Linked DNA regions of Homo sapiens: region 2 is linked to region 1. A link is a contact called in ENCODE Hi-C or POLR2A ChIA-PET data. All regions are on one chromosome and are shown on one strand. The core of a region is the stretch at or near the end of the contact, and the rest is flanking DNA. Distances in the headings are between cores, read along the strand shown.

Region 1 (6,668 bases), core at 931-3,430:
ATCATTGGTAGTGCCCCTTTTGCTCTCAAATCCCAGCTTAGATGATAAATTATGTGGTTACCCTATTCATTGATCAGCCAATTCATAAACATTCTTAATTATTTCTGTTAAAGTGATTTAACCATATAAACTACATCAATTCTGAAATATGGGAGGTCAAATCATATCTCTGGAAAGGGGTAATTTCATTAAGTTAAAAATAAGACAAAAGATAGGATGGACACAGCTCCAATTAGTGAGTCCACCAATGAAGCCAGAATTTCTCAAGACACATTCAACAGTTCTGAAAAGTGCAAATAAGATTTTACATGCAAACTATAACACAGGTCAAGGACTCTTTATTGTGCCAGAAACCATTCTGCAAACGTCACTTGCATTTCCTCATAATTACCATTATGACTCCTATTTTACAGATGATGAAATTGAGGCTCAGAGAGGCTAAATAATCCATCCAAAGTCATACAGAAAATGTGAAGTTGGGGACCCAAATACACCTCTTTGTGATCTCCTGCCCCAACTACTATGCCCATTGCTCTTTAAACAAGTAAACAAACGTGAATAATTTGATTAATGTTTCCTGTGTTAAGTAGTTTTGGGAAATGCTAGGTTAAACTATGTTAAATAGTCTGCTTTTCTCTGGGATTTTTAAATGTTTGTAACATTAGTGTGCTTGGCGAATCTTCAGTGAGTGATGTGGGTACAGTGTCGCCCTCACTAATTGGGCCATGGCACCCTTTGTGTCAGGAGGGAACTAAAGCTCAGAAGAACAAACATTGGCAAAGGCTGCTCTAGGAACCCTAGCAGGGCCAGCAACCCGCTTCTCTGTGGGTCAACCCTCCCCTTGTGTAAACACAGACCCACCGATGGAGTCTGAGTCAATGATCTTTGAGGGGGCTCCAATTTTCTCAGCCCCAAATAGGACATCATTCCTGGATCCCCTAGGCTTCAGGGGCCCTACCAGTCCACTACTTACATCAGTGCTTTTGACAACTCTTCATTGTGCCTTTTCACTTCCCATGTTAAACTTTCTGATTTGTTTGTTTTCACCTTATCTTCTCATTTACAAGCCTAGGAGTCTCCACAGGGGACCATATAAGCTGGTTTTGGCCAGTGTGCTACTACATTGTAACAATTGAAACCTCCTGAGCATTTAGGGTGCAGGAGCTGAAGATGAGAAAAAGAAAGACTTCTCATAGAAAAAGAACAAATGTGCGGGCTATTCTGGTCCTTTCTAAGATTTTTGCTTGCGGGGAAGAGTTGGAGGGCTAGGGAGATGGATGTGGAGGAGGACAGAAGAGAGGGTGGAGGGTTGTATCTGCATTTTTCAGCTAAAGATGTTTGTGCCTTCTGAGTCCAGTCTAGGGTGCTTTGATTCCGGGAAGATGGAGGCTATAGATAAAGAATTAATAGTATCAAAATCTGCCCCCCCACCAGTCCCCTCACTGCAAATGTGGGGAGGTGCAACTAAGCTGACAAGTGTTTGGGTCCCTAGCGCAGTAGGGTTGAGTTTCCAATGGCCTTTGTCACTCAGTCATGGGCATCTTCCACTTCTCTTTCTTCTCCCCTCCCACCTCCTGTACCCACCCCTCGAAACCTTTCTGCCTCCACTTGTACGACTGAAACTGACAGGTTTCAGAAGCCAGTCTACTACCGTGACCCAGGCAAGCCTGTTCTTGCATCTGGAATAAAGAGGCTGATCTATTGGTCCATGGCCTATGTACCTGATACAAACCATTAAAAAAAAAAATAGAACCACTCAACTATTCTCCACCCAAGATTTGCTTCCTATGTTTTATCACTGTCCTTTAACTTGGGTGGGAAATGTTTTTGTTTTCATAAATGCTCATGAGGCTTCTACAGATAAGCCCCTATTAAACTATATTTAAAGGGATTGTAGTTCAAATCAGTATGCACAGATACCAGTTTCCCACCTTGCCCTGTGGACTTGTCAGCAAAGCATCTTTGGGATCTTCATGTTGTCTAAGAGCCTTGGTCTAAAATAGATCCCGAATGGGCACCCTAGAGGGCGCACTGCTTACATTTTCGGCATGCAACGCCAACAGCGCTCGCTCCCAGGCTCCATAAAAGGGGAGGAGGCAGATCAGTTTCCTCCTCTCATTGAGAAAGAAGAGGATTGGAAGGCCGGGCGTATAAAGCCGCGCAGAGAGCGTGAAACAAAGCAGTCGGCTCGGAATTGGACTTGGGAGGCGCGGTGAGGAGTCAGGCTTAAAACTTGTTGGAGGGGAGTAACCAGCCTGCTCCTCTCGCTCTCCTCCTCGTCTGCGCCGCGTTTCAGAGGTTGCCCATCAGCCTTGTGATTTATTTTTATATCTGCTTTTTATAAAGAGAGAAATATATATATATATATATATTTTTTTTTTTCTTCTTAAGAGAAAATTCCTGTTCCAAGAGAAAATAAGGCAACATCAATGAAGGAGAGAAGAGCCAGCCAGAAATTATCCAGCAAATCTATCATGGATCCTAATCAGAACGTGAAATGCAAGATAGTTGTGGTGGGAGACAGTCAGTGTGGAAAAACTGCGCTGCTCCATGTCTTCGCCAAGGACTGCTTCCCCGAGGTGAGTGTGGCCGGCCGCGGCTTCCACGAGGGGGTCGGCCAGTGGGATCCCAGTCCCGAGGTGGGCCTCCCCGCTTTCATCCGTTTTCCCTTAAAAAAAAAAAAAAAGAAAAAAAAAAGTCTTTCTCGGTCCTTACTACTTTCCCCTGATTAGACTGCGGGGAAAGGGAAAGTGCGCTGGAAGCTTTTAGGGTTGGGACGCGCCTGCACATGGGCTGGTTAGCTCCTGAAACTTGTTCGTTCCTGTGTGCATAACCTGGGGTTGGGAGATTCGGGTCAGCAGATCTGTGAGAGCCGGGTGGGGTGAGTGGGGAGTAGGACAGGGGTTTCGGAAAGGGTCCATGTGCTTAGTGTGTGGTCTGATGTGTGAAGGTTTTCTTTCTTAACTGGGGAGCGGGGAGGGGAAGGGTGTTCAATGGGTGTCGTGCGTTTAAACGTAACCTCTTTGCCCTCTTTCCTTCCTCTTTTGCCCATTTTGTCTATCCAGAATTACGTTCCTACAGTGTTTGAGAATTACACGGCCAGTTTTGAAATCGACACACAAAGAATAGAGTTGAGCCTGTGGGACACTTCGGGTAAGAGTGGGAGGACCGCGTGGCGCTTGGGGCGGGTTTCCAGTCGCTGGGGGATGCGCGGCGGGTCTCGGGAAACCGCGCGCTACAAGCCGTCTGCGCCCCTCCCAAGGGATTCCCACGGTCCCTGTTGGGCGAAAATTGTATCCCTTCTGGGTGGGGGCGGCAGACGACAGCGTGGACGAGGAGATAGCAGTGGGGAGAGGAGAGCGCTGTGTGCCCGCAGGGTGACCCCGCGGTTGGAGCCACTAGTGGCCAGGCGCAGTCCGCCCGCGGAGTCGTGGTCAAGTCGCCTTGGGTCGGCCGAGGTGGCCCGATACTGTGGGGTGTTGCATGGGCGCTGCGTGCGCCTCGGCGGAACCACCCGGCTCAAGGCGGGCGCCCCTCCTAGATCTAACCTGCTGGTTGGCGGGGAGGCGGGGAGCGCCGCGGGGGTGATGGGAGGCGGGAGAAAATCCCAGAGGCGACGCGGTTACGTGCAATTGCCGCTGTTGAGGGAAAGAAACTGAGCGCAGGCAGCCGCGGCGCCCGTGACGCCTACACCCAGGAATGCGCTGGTGGCGCAGGGGCCGGGCAGCAGCTGAACCTCCTCTTCGCGCTGCCGGCCGCCCGCGGTGCCTCGGTGCCCACCTGTACCGAGCTTTTCCCTTTTTCCCCCACTCCATCCCAGTGATCACGTCCGTTTCCCCTTCACCACACCAGCCCCTCCTGACCTCTATTGCATCCCCCACTCGGCTTGCCTCCAAGGCCGCGGGCAACACTATTCGCCTTTGACCTTCCAGTCTACTTGAATTATTGGCGCCGCGGTGGGTTATATTCATGGGTCTGAGGTTCAAGGCCGGGTTATTGCTTTCCCATGCGCCCACCCACCTACCTGGCGCGCGGTGGTAGGGAGGGCTAGGTACCCTCCCGGTGGGAAGGCATCCGGCCCCCCGGCTGAGTTAGGGGTTTAGGCCAGGTCAAAGGCCGGGGAGTGGCAGGGGGGCACCATCTGAGGTCTTGGGCTGGGACATAGGCACCCGCCGCCCTAACCAGCGGTGTCTAGCGAGTTTGTTTCCAAGAAGGGTGTCGGCTATGGAAAAGCAGGACCCACTGGGAAGGCTGGGTAAAGGCCCCTGCGCTTAGGGCTGGGAATTTAGCAAGGAGCTGGGTTGCTGGCGGACCGAGCCAAATCCGGGTGAAACTGGCGAGGAGGAACGCGCAAGTGCCAACAAGCAGGTTTGCTGTTAGGCGGGGAGGCCCCGAGGTGGAGCCGCGCCCAGCGGGGAGTGGCCTCGTGGAGGTGTTTCTGTGAGCTTCCCACAGAACCGCTGGGCTTGAACCGCTGGAGCCCCCGAGGGACGCGGGGGTTCAGAGAGCAAGAGGAAGGAACCAGACTGACAGGGTCGCCAGAGGCAGTCCCAGCACAAAGGCAAGCGAGAAGTCTCGCACGAGCGAGCGCCTCTCATGGTCGGTGCCAGATGCTCCGACTGCTGCAGTGAGAAGGGCTGATTTTGTTTCCCCCTGGAGTCAGGCTCTTTCTCAGCCGTTCCAAGGGCAGCAGAATCAGGACTTTGCCGCCGTGTTTTCTGTTGGGGATGGTACACAGACTCGAAACTCTGGAGAAGGTGTTGGTAGACAGAATTCAAGTGGTTCCTTATTTCAGTAGTTCCTATCAGAATTATTTTACAGCCTGGTACTTAATGGGCTCTGATTCCCAGACATATCATGGTATGTATTTGTTATGCCTACTGGATGGCACAGCTGGTGTGGTACCGATAATAAGCACCAGTACTCCCTGCCCCAACCGGCAGCCCTGTTTGGACCTAATGCACGATAAAAATTATTTTGGCACGGGGTGGAGCAGTGTGTCTGAACCAGTCGTTGATACAAAGCTGTGTTTAGATCTTAGCTCCTGGTTACCATGGATTTCTGTGTGCAAATCCCCTATCTCCCTGGGTCTCATTTTCATCATCTGTAAAAAGAGGACACTGAGCTAGATGATGTGCAGGATCTCTCCCAGCTGTACACTTCTTGGCTTTATTACGCTGGACAGGCAGGTCTTTTTGTTTCCCAGGATGTTGGTTGGCTTCAGCTCTTAGTCTTAGGGGATCTGGCATCCCGTGCTGGGGTTTTCACAGCCTGCAAAGCAAGCCAGGTTCTGGGCAGAGCCAGGCTTCCTGGTGGATTTAGGAATGAAACCCATCTGGACAGGGAGGGGGAATGGGTGGGCTTATAGGAATGCTGGGCTATACATTTCCTATCTCAAGCTTCAAGAGTGACAGGACCACCAATGGATATTTCGGAATAGATGCCTAAAGGGCTAAATTGATTCTTTTAGGGGAGAAAAGGCACATTGTTTGATAAAGGCTAGAACATAAACCAAAATGTGGGCAGTTTGTAGTTGGAGGCTGTCCTTCGTATGTGCAGGTAAATACCACTTCAGGTATCTTCATGCATTTAATCAAAACTCTGCAGTTCGTAGACTCTGCACACATAGCACAATGCCTTGCATACAGCAGTTATCCAATAAAATCTGATGAATGAGTAAATGAGTAATGATATGCATAGTTGCCAAGGAGATGAGGTTCCCTGACATTTATTCACACTGAATTACCTGTGCACAAAGAATGGCAACTTTATAAACATTGCCTTTCATCGAATTAAAGATAATCATCTGAAATGAATTTGTAGTGAAATAATCACTTGTCTTTTTATTTAATGAAACCAAAACTTATGTATGTTTAACTAAAATATAAAGGTTTGAAAATGTGATGAAGAAAATTTTGTACTGCAAAATTATCCGGTAATGAAATCTTAGTTAGAATTTAGATTTAAACAAATGGAAAAAAGAGGCATAAGGGAATTATTTAGAATTCCATTATGTTGTTCATGAGGTGAAATGTTAGTTAGTTAAACACAGTCACCAAGCACTGCTTACTTAAATTCTAAGAATAGCCTGTTTCCATCAAAAGTGATTTGTTGTTTATATCTAGCAGGAACCATTGAATCAGCAACTAATTATTTCAAGGATCTTTAACATTTTTCCATTTAATTCCAAGCTTTTCATGGCAAATTTCTGGACAGGACTATTTTTTGGTAAATGTTTGACATTTTCTTTGCCCACTAAAACATTTATTTAGTTCAGATTGTAAAAATAATTGCATATGCCTTATGCCTCTTGATACATTTATTTTTTCCAAAGGCCATCAATATAACTCTGGAGAAAAGATCCCAGCCAAGTCTGTAAAGTTCTAAATGTCAGATAAATTGCACTTTTTATTTCCCTCCTAGAACTTTGTGAAAGAGACTTATATAGGAAAAATTGGGTGTGCCTGACTGCTCTTATATAGGGAGAGATACGGGATGAACATTGTCCTTTGAATGATATTTCCTGTCCTGTTTACCCTCCTAGCAGAAGGGCAACCATTTAGAAGACAGAAACAGTTCCTCTCTTATCTGGCCTCTTTAGTTGGACAGCTTCTCATAAGGGGTCTACTTTTGCCCCCAGCAGTCATGATCATGCATAGGCAAACTCT
Region 2 (6,668 bases), core at 2,619-5,118, 500 kb after region 1:
TCATCCCCAAGTGTATAATGTAGGCTGGCCTTAGAGCCCTCTCCTTCCCAAATCCCCTGGTGCTCTGCCCCAAGGACAGATCTCCCACAAGGCCACAGGGACTCTAGATGCTGGCTTCCTGATGGGTTCAGGACACACTATTCCAAAATATGGCAACTCAGCTTTTGAGGAAATAGCAGAAGCAGGAAGGCCACTCTCGCCTTCCTTTCATCCTTTTTCTTCCCTAAAGCAGGTCATAAGACCCTCAATAGAGGGTGCCCTCCCTATACCCAGAGGAAACGTGCATCCTTATCCTGAAGACAGAGGAGAATCTGAACAAACAGGCCTTGCTATGATGCCCTTAGTTTTTTCCCATACCCTTCTGTCTTATCATATTTCTCCATGACTGTCCACTCTTCATCAAACCTTATGTTTCCCTGTTTCTTTGTGTTTTCATCTCTGAAGTCTCCAATGTCACAGAAAGCTTCTATTAAGTAAATCTATATGCTTCTCACTTGTTAATCTGTCTTTTCTTATGGGAGTTTCAGCTATGACCTTAAGATTGAAAGAAAAGACATTTTTTTCCTCCCCTGCATGCTTCAAGCTTAGTTGAGTGGACACTTCACAGCTGCCAACAACTCTATGAAAAACAGCTTTTCTGCCTGCCATCTCCTTTGGCTACCAAGGCTTGTAAAACCCTCAAGTCTCCAAATGCACTGAGTTCTCTTGAACTTTCACAATGCTGAAGATAAGATGAAAGAAAGCCATTTTCCCTAATTCTGGACCTCAAGTTAGCACAGTTAGCCCAAATTTTATAAAGGCTTTTGTGAAAAAATCCTCTTGGCCTCTACCTGCAGAAAGCTCATGCATTAGTCTAGTTGATCTAAGCAGAAGGAGACAAATATAAACCTCTGTACTTCCTGTTTCTCCTCCAGGGAACTGCCCTCAAAACTTACTCTTCCCAAGTTCTCAATAGCACTATCTCTTCACAATGCACACCAACTTATGCAGAAGATGTACAGATCATTAGTTTTGCAGGCACAGCCAGATTTTCTTTCCCAGTTGAGTATTAGCCAAAATGCTCCTGCTACTTGAGAATGCATGTATCCTAGGCACTAAGCCTTAACTATTTTCAAAGTGTGCATATGATTTATAACAAAGTAGAAACAAATGTGCTTGTATTCTGTAACATTTCCTACCTTGGGATGTTGCACATGTCATTTATTCTGAGAAAAGAAACCTAGTCAAGAACCTGACAAGGAACCTTCACAGGTCTAGAATGTCAACTCTGAGAATCTGTCCTCTGAACAGCCTTCAGCATGACCCAGGAAACCTGGATCTCATGGATAGTCGTGGATGATCATCTGGTATCTCAGACAAGATCCCTCGTTGATCTTTTCAAGGTAGTTAGATTAGGTATTTTTAGATTCCTTCCAGTGCTAAAATCCTATTATTCTATTAATCTAGAAGCTTTTTATAAAGCTTTTCAACAAAAATAAAAATAAAGCTTTTCAAAAATATGTATTTTTTTTTTTTTTGTTGATACTGCAGGGGAACCAAAATACTTGCATTGGAAAGGGTTAACAAAAAGAGTCACACAAAGATAAAGCATCAATAAATAGAAAACTTGCCAGCATAAAGCTAGAGAAATGGCCTTGGTATCTAAGGGACAATCACTTCTTTAAACATAAGCTCCAAGGTCCTGCCAGAAATTCAGTATCCGCATTTTTGTGGTCTCCTTTCTCATAGATTATTATCTTTGGATGCTCTTCTGGTGGGTGGTCCCTTGTGCATAATGGAGACTGTTGATTCTGCAATAGGGCTTGACTTAAAATAATTATGAGTTTGGAATTTTCTAGTACTTAAGGCAGATTTCCTTTTCTAAGAACCTCCCTGTTTTACTTAACCTCCAAAAGGAAGTTTGGAGTACTGCTGGTAAATCAACTTGCTTTTTACTGGGAAATTCCTAGTTTGCCATTTAAAGTTGGCCATTTGCTTTAAAGCAAATTATCAAAGCAGTGGGGCACTTACCTGTATCTTGTTCTCTTAGTTTCAAACGACAGACAAGTTATGGATCTTCTCTGAGGATGCTGGTTCATCTTGGTTGTGATTAACATGAGATGGATTTTATATACTGACCTAAGTGAACTATGCTCCAGTCTTTTAAAAGTTAAGGTTGGCCAAGTTTGGCTGCCGAACAAAGTCACAGTGACCTTCTTTTTAATCTTACATGTACCCTTAAGGTATTAGATAACTGATTAGATATTAGGTATAATATTAGATAACTTAAGGTATTAGATAACTGATTAGATATTAGATATGAATTAGATATTAGATATGAATTAGATAACTGATTAGGTATTAGATATAAATGAGAGGTATTAGATACGAATGAGAGATACTAGATATGATACTAGATATGAATTAGATATTAGATATGAATTAGATAACTGATTAGGTATTAGATATGAATGAGAGGTGGTTGCCCCACTCTAAAACAGAGGTTTGCAAACTACAACCTATGGCTCAAATTGAGTCTGTGGCTTGTTTTTGATAATAAAGTTTTGTTTGAACACAGCCACTCATTTGTTTACATATTATCTGTGGCTAATTTCATACATTGGCACAGTTGAGTAGCTAGTTGCAAAGGACAGAGACTATGTGTCTTGTAAAGCGTCTAACATATTTACTATGTGTCCCTTTACAGAAGAAGTTTGAAGACCCCTATTCTAAAATAATCCCATATGGAGACTGCCGAAAAACCAAAGGCTGAAGTTTTAAGAACTCTGACTTCTGAACAACATTTGATTGTGTTTGCTGTATTTAGAATAGTGTTGTCAAAGTTGAGTTTCCTAGAATGCTTGCTAGTTCTGCAGAATGTCACTAGATCTAACAGAAGAAAAGGGGAATTACAGTCAAATTTGGCAAATTCTGGAATAAGCCAAGTGAAACAGATTTAGTCTTTGTAGCCCTTTTCAGGTCACCAATATATATGACAACTCTACAAAAGAGGATTAGATACAGAATTTCATAAGTCACTTAGTCTTAGAAAACTTTCCTTTTTATGAGACCTTATAGAGTTAATGTTTAAGGAACATACTGTGGGAAAGATGATTTGTTTAGAGCACCAAAATCTGATCATACATTAGATTACCAAATGTGTGTGTCTTCAAGAATGCTTAACTTCAACAATAAGCTGGTTAACAGGAGAAAGGTGATTATCACAGATTTATTTTTACATAAAATTTGAAACTTTCAGTAGCAGTTAGCTCCTCACTGAGAGTGCATTAGGGACAATGTTATAGTGACGTCGCTATGAAGACAGAGCAGACTCGAACTCCATACACGAGACTTCACCTCAATGCAGAGAAATTCTCAGGCCCTTTCTTCACCCCTTACATTTTAAAAAAGCAGAAAGTTAGTGTTCAAATCACAGCCCCCAGTGAATGTTGCTTACTTCTGACCTGAGCACTTAGTATATGAAGGTTATGTGGGTGTCCAAAGGTCTAGGAAAGCCTTATGTGTCCTCTGGGGAAAGTTGCAACGAACAATAGAAAAGTTCCTGAATATCGGGAAATGTTTTCCCAAGATCAAGAGATTTATTGGTATGTGGGAAAGATTCCAAAGCAGCTCTGTTGGCTGAAACATTTCAATTTTGACTGCTAGCTGCCAGTGCCAGTTTTGTTAAAGGGCAATTTCAGTGCATTGGCACACAATGACCTAGGCTGCCTGAGTAACTTAGAACCAGTTAAATTGTGATGATGTTTCCAAAGGCAGAGTTTATTTTGCCAGCACACATATTTTTGAAATTCCTATTGACATTGTCACCTATTTGCCTAACTAAGAAGGTTATTGATAATGAGCCAGGTATGTGTTTGCTCAACCCAAGCAGGACTTAGAAACCAAAACAATTATTCCCCAGTTCAAAGAATCAAAGATTTGTCAGCTCTAGTGAATGACTTCCACCTTAAAGAATACTAGGAATGTGCCTGCTTGCCTATAGAATGACTGCTTTTACACTGGCTGATGTTTTTGCAGCCATATAGAACAGTAACCTTTGCTTAGTATGGGGGAAGGAGCTGAAAGGGATCAGGGTATGCCACCCCAAAATATGTCACTTTGGCATAAGAATTATTTTTGTGATATTTGTTGATTAGTGAATTTATTTAGTAAATATTTACTGAGGGCAGATGTCAGACCAACCATATGTCAGACAATGTGCTTGGTGCTAAGGATAAAACATTCAAAATAACAAACAAACATCCCTGTCCTCAAAGAGGCTTTAATTATGTTGGGAGAAATAGATGTTTTAAAATAAACATATTGTATATAATGAGCCAGGAATGAGGGACTGGGAATGCCAGAGGGATACAATGTCAAATAATGCCCTGGGAGAAGCTACCATTTGAGCAAAGATCTGCAGGAGGCAAGAAAAAGAGCACTGAGACTGTCTAGGGGAAGAATGATTCAGGCAATGGGACCAGCAAGGACAAAGGGCCTGAAGTGAGAGCATGATCAACATATTTGATCCTGAATGAGGAGGCTGGCATTAGTGGAGATGAGCAGGTAGACAAGTGGAGGTAAAGAGATGAGTGAGGTAATCAGTTTCCCTTCAATGCTGCTGTCCGTCTGTCCTCATGGCTCCATTTTCTTTGGCCACCTCTCTTGTCAGTACAGGTGAGCAACCTTCCACTCTTCTAAGTTACCTCGCCTATATGCTGGCAGTAGAGTTCATGTTTCACCTTCTCACGTGTATCTATGCTTTCTTTTCTAACCATGTTGAATTTTTAAAATAAATTGAATGATCATAGTAACAAGACAAAAATATAGTAAAATACTCAAGAGAGGACACATTGGAGCAAATAGACCTGGGTGCAGTTTCTGGATTCACGACTTCCTAGATAGGTCATCCGGGATGAATTATCCAAGTTTGCTGAGCTCATTTCCTCATTGAATGTCTAAATCAGGCAACATACATAGTGCTTATCACAGGCGTTGGCACATGGAAAGTGCTCAATAAATTTAGATTTCCTTAAAGAGTCAGGCAGACTAAAGTTCCAGAATCATCTCCCAACCCACACCACAACCACAACTTTACCAACATCACTCCAATTGCTGATAATGCATACTGGTTCTACTTTGTGGTACTCTGCATAGGATGTGTGTTTATAAAGAGACAATTTGCATTGCTCATGGTAGCACAGAAGTGCCTTGACTAATGGAAACCCTTCATTATTCCAAAAGCAACTTATAGCCATATTTCTCTGATTTTATCATTCCTTCCCTACTCAGAACTCAATCAAAATCTTTGAAATCTTTGAAATTTATGATGGTAATTATTTACAAGTATTTATTATTTAAAGAATTTTGAGACTGATTTTCCTGACAGATGTTCAAATGGTGTGAGTACTGCTGCAGATAGAGAGCTTGCTGTACTGGAAGCTGCATGCAAGTTCTACACAGAATCATTTGTAAGCATTTGCACCAGGGCTGGTGGACATAGCCTCCATATAAAATGGACCAAGAGATAAATTAGACAAGTAGTGTTCGATGCAGACATTCTCCAGCAGTTGACTAAATCCTGCTATGCAGTCCTGCTTCATGGGTTAACCCATGCCTGGCTTCTCCTTTAGTCTTCTACCTCCAGTGTCGTTTCTAAGTAATTTGTTCACCTCTCAGTTTAGTTTTATAGATGATTAAGGTTCTAGTGTTGGTCGGGGGAAGCTACTCAGAAGAGATTGATATATTTAAAATCTGCCAGGATTATGATGATTGAGGTCATTTAATACAATGAAAATTTTGATCTGGTTTTAGCTTTGAACTTGAGAATGTCAGATACCAAAACTATAAGCTGCTTAGGAACAGGCTAGATGAGAAAACATGCTACTTATTTCTCAGATGCTTTCTGTGAATATTAAATCTCAGACCTTGACATTGTGTGCAGCCTTCATGTTGGAAATTATAATTAGAAAATATCACATTAAGGGGACTTTGCTGAGTTATTTATACATTTGTGTCCTTTGGAATTATTGGCTCTGGCCTTCTCTGTGGAGGTAGCTGGGCTTAGCCTTTTCTCTGCGCAGGGGCTCTGGGCATGGGGGGTGCATACCCAGGACACTCGGGTCTGTAAGCTGAAGTATCCTCGCCCTCATGCCCTGGTATTCTCCTCACAATGGATTGCTTCCCATTTCCTTCGAGAGAGCACTGGGTATCAAGTCAGGCTTGTTCTCTTAACACTTGTACTGCCTTAAAAATCTTCTTCTAAAATGCATTTTATGCTTAGGCATTTACACAGAAGTACATTGCACCCTCTGACTCATAATTAGAATTCTTCCTAAAGACCCTGAGATTTCTGTGACTATATTCGTTTGCTCCACTGCTGCAGCAAAATATCATGGATGGGGTAGCTTAAACAACAGAAGCTTATGTTCTCACACTTTTGGAGCCTAGAAGTCCAAGCCCATTCTGAGGCCTCCCTCCTTGGCTTGCAGATGGCCGCCTTCTTGCTGTGTCCTCACACTGTCTTTTTTAGTGCATGTGTTTCTGGTGTCTCTTTTTCTTTTCCTAATCTCCTTTTCTTATAAGACACAAGTCAGATTGCTTGGGGGCCCACTTTAAGAGCCTCTTTTTAACTTAATTATCTCTTTAAATGTCCTGTTTCCAAATATAGTTTGTTAAGTACATTCTAA

What was found. A loop is a pair of places that touch in the nucleus more often than their neighbours do. ChIA-PET counts read pairs that join two places held with the same protein, here RNA polymerase II (POLR2A). Pooled maps may share reads with other maps.
Region 2: a map of ascending aorta shows a loop between it and region 1 (4-fold over the local background). The contact joins the enhancer-like site here to the promoter of RND3 in region 1. A Hi-C loop is called at or near these places in 12 of 168 maps with a recorded cell type or tissue (Caco-2, Calu3, HCT116 and 9 more) and 7 of 50 pooled maps. POLR2A ChIA-PET finds 5 or more read pairs at or near these places in 2 of 52 experiments (MCF 10A and PC-9).

The regions. Positions count from the first base shown.
Region 1 is chr2:150,483,179-150,489,846 of GRCh38, reverse strand. It overlaps RND3 (Rho family GTPase 3), which reads left to right and starts at 2,180. Exons shown (of 6, transcript NM_005168.5): 1 at 2,180-2,298; 2 at 2,392-2,579; 3 at 3,066-3,153. The coding sequence starts at 2,430.
Region 2 is chr2:149,986,816-149,993,483 of GRCh38, reverse strand. No RefSeq gene overlaps it. Among named protein-coding and RNA genes, the nearest start is that of LINC01931, 130 kb to the right of the region's middle. Within about 2 kb of position 3,868, at least 7 of the 41 ENCODE cell types and tissues checked have a DNase peak (open chromatin) inside an H3K27ac peak, as active enhancers do; they include PC-3, PC-9, ascending aorta and 1 more, where a contact is called at or near this core.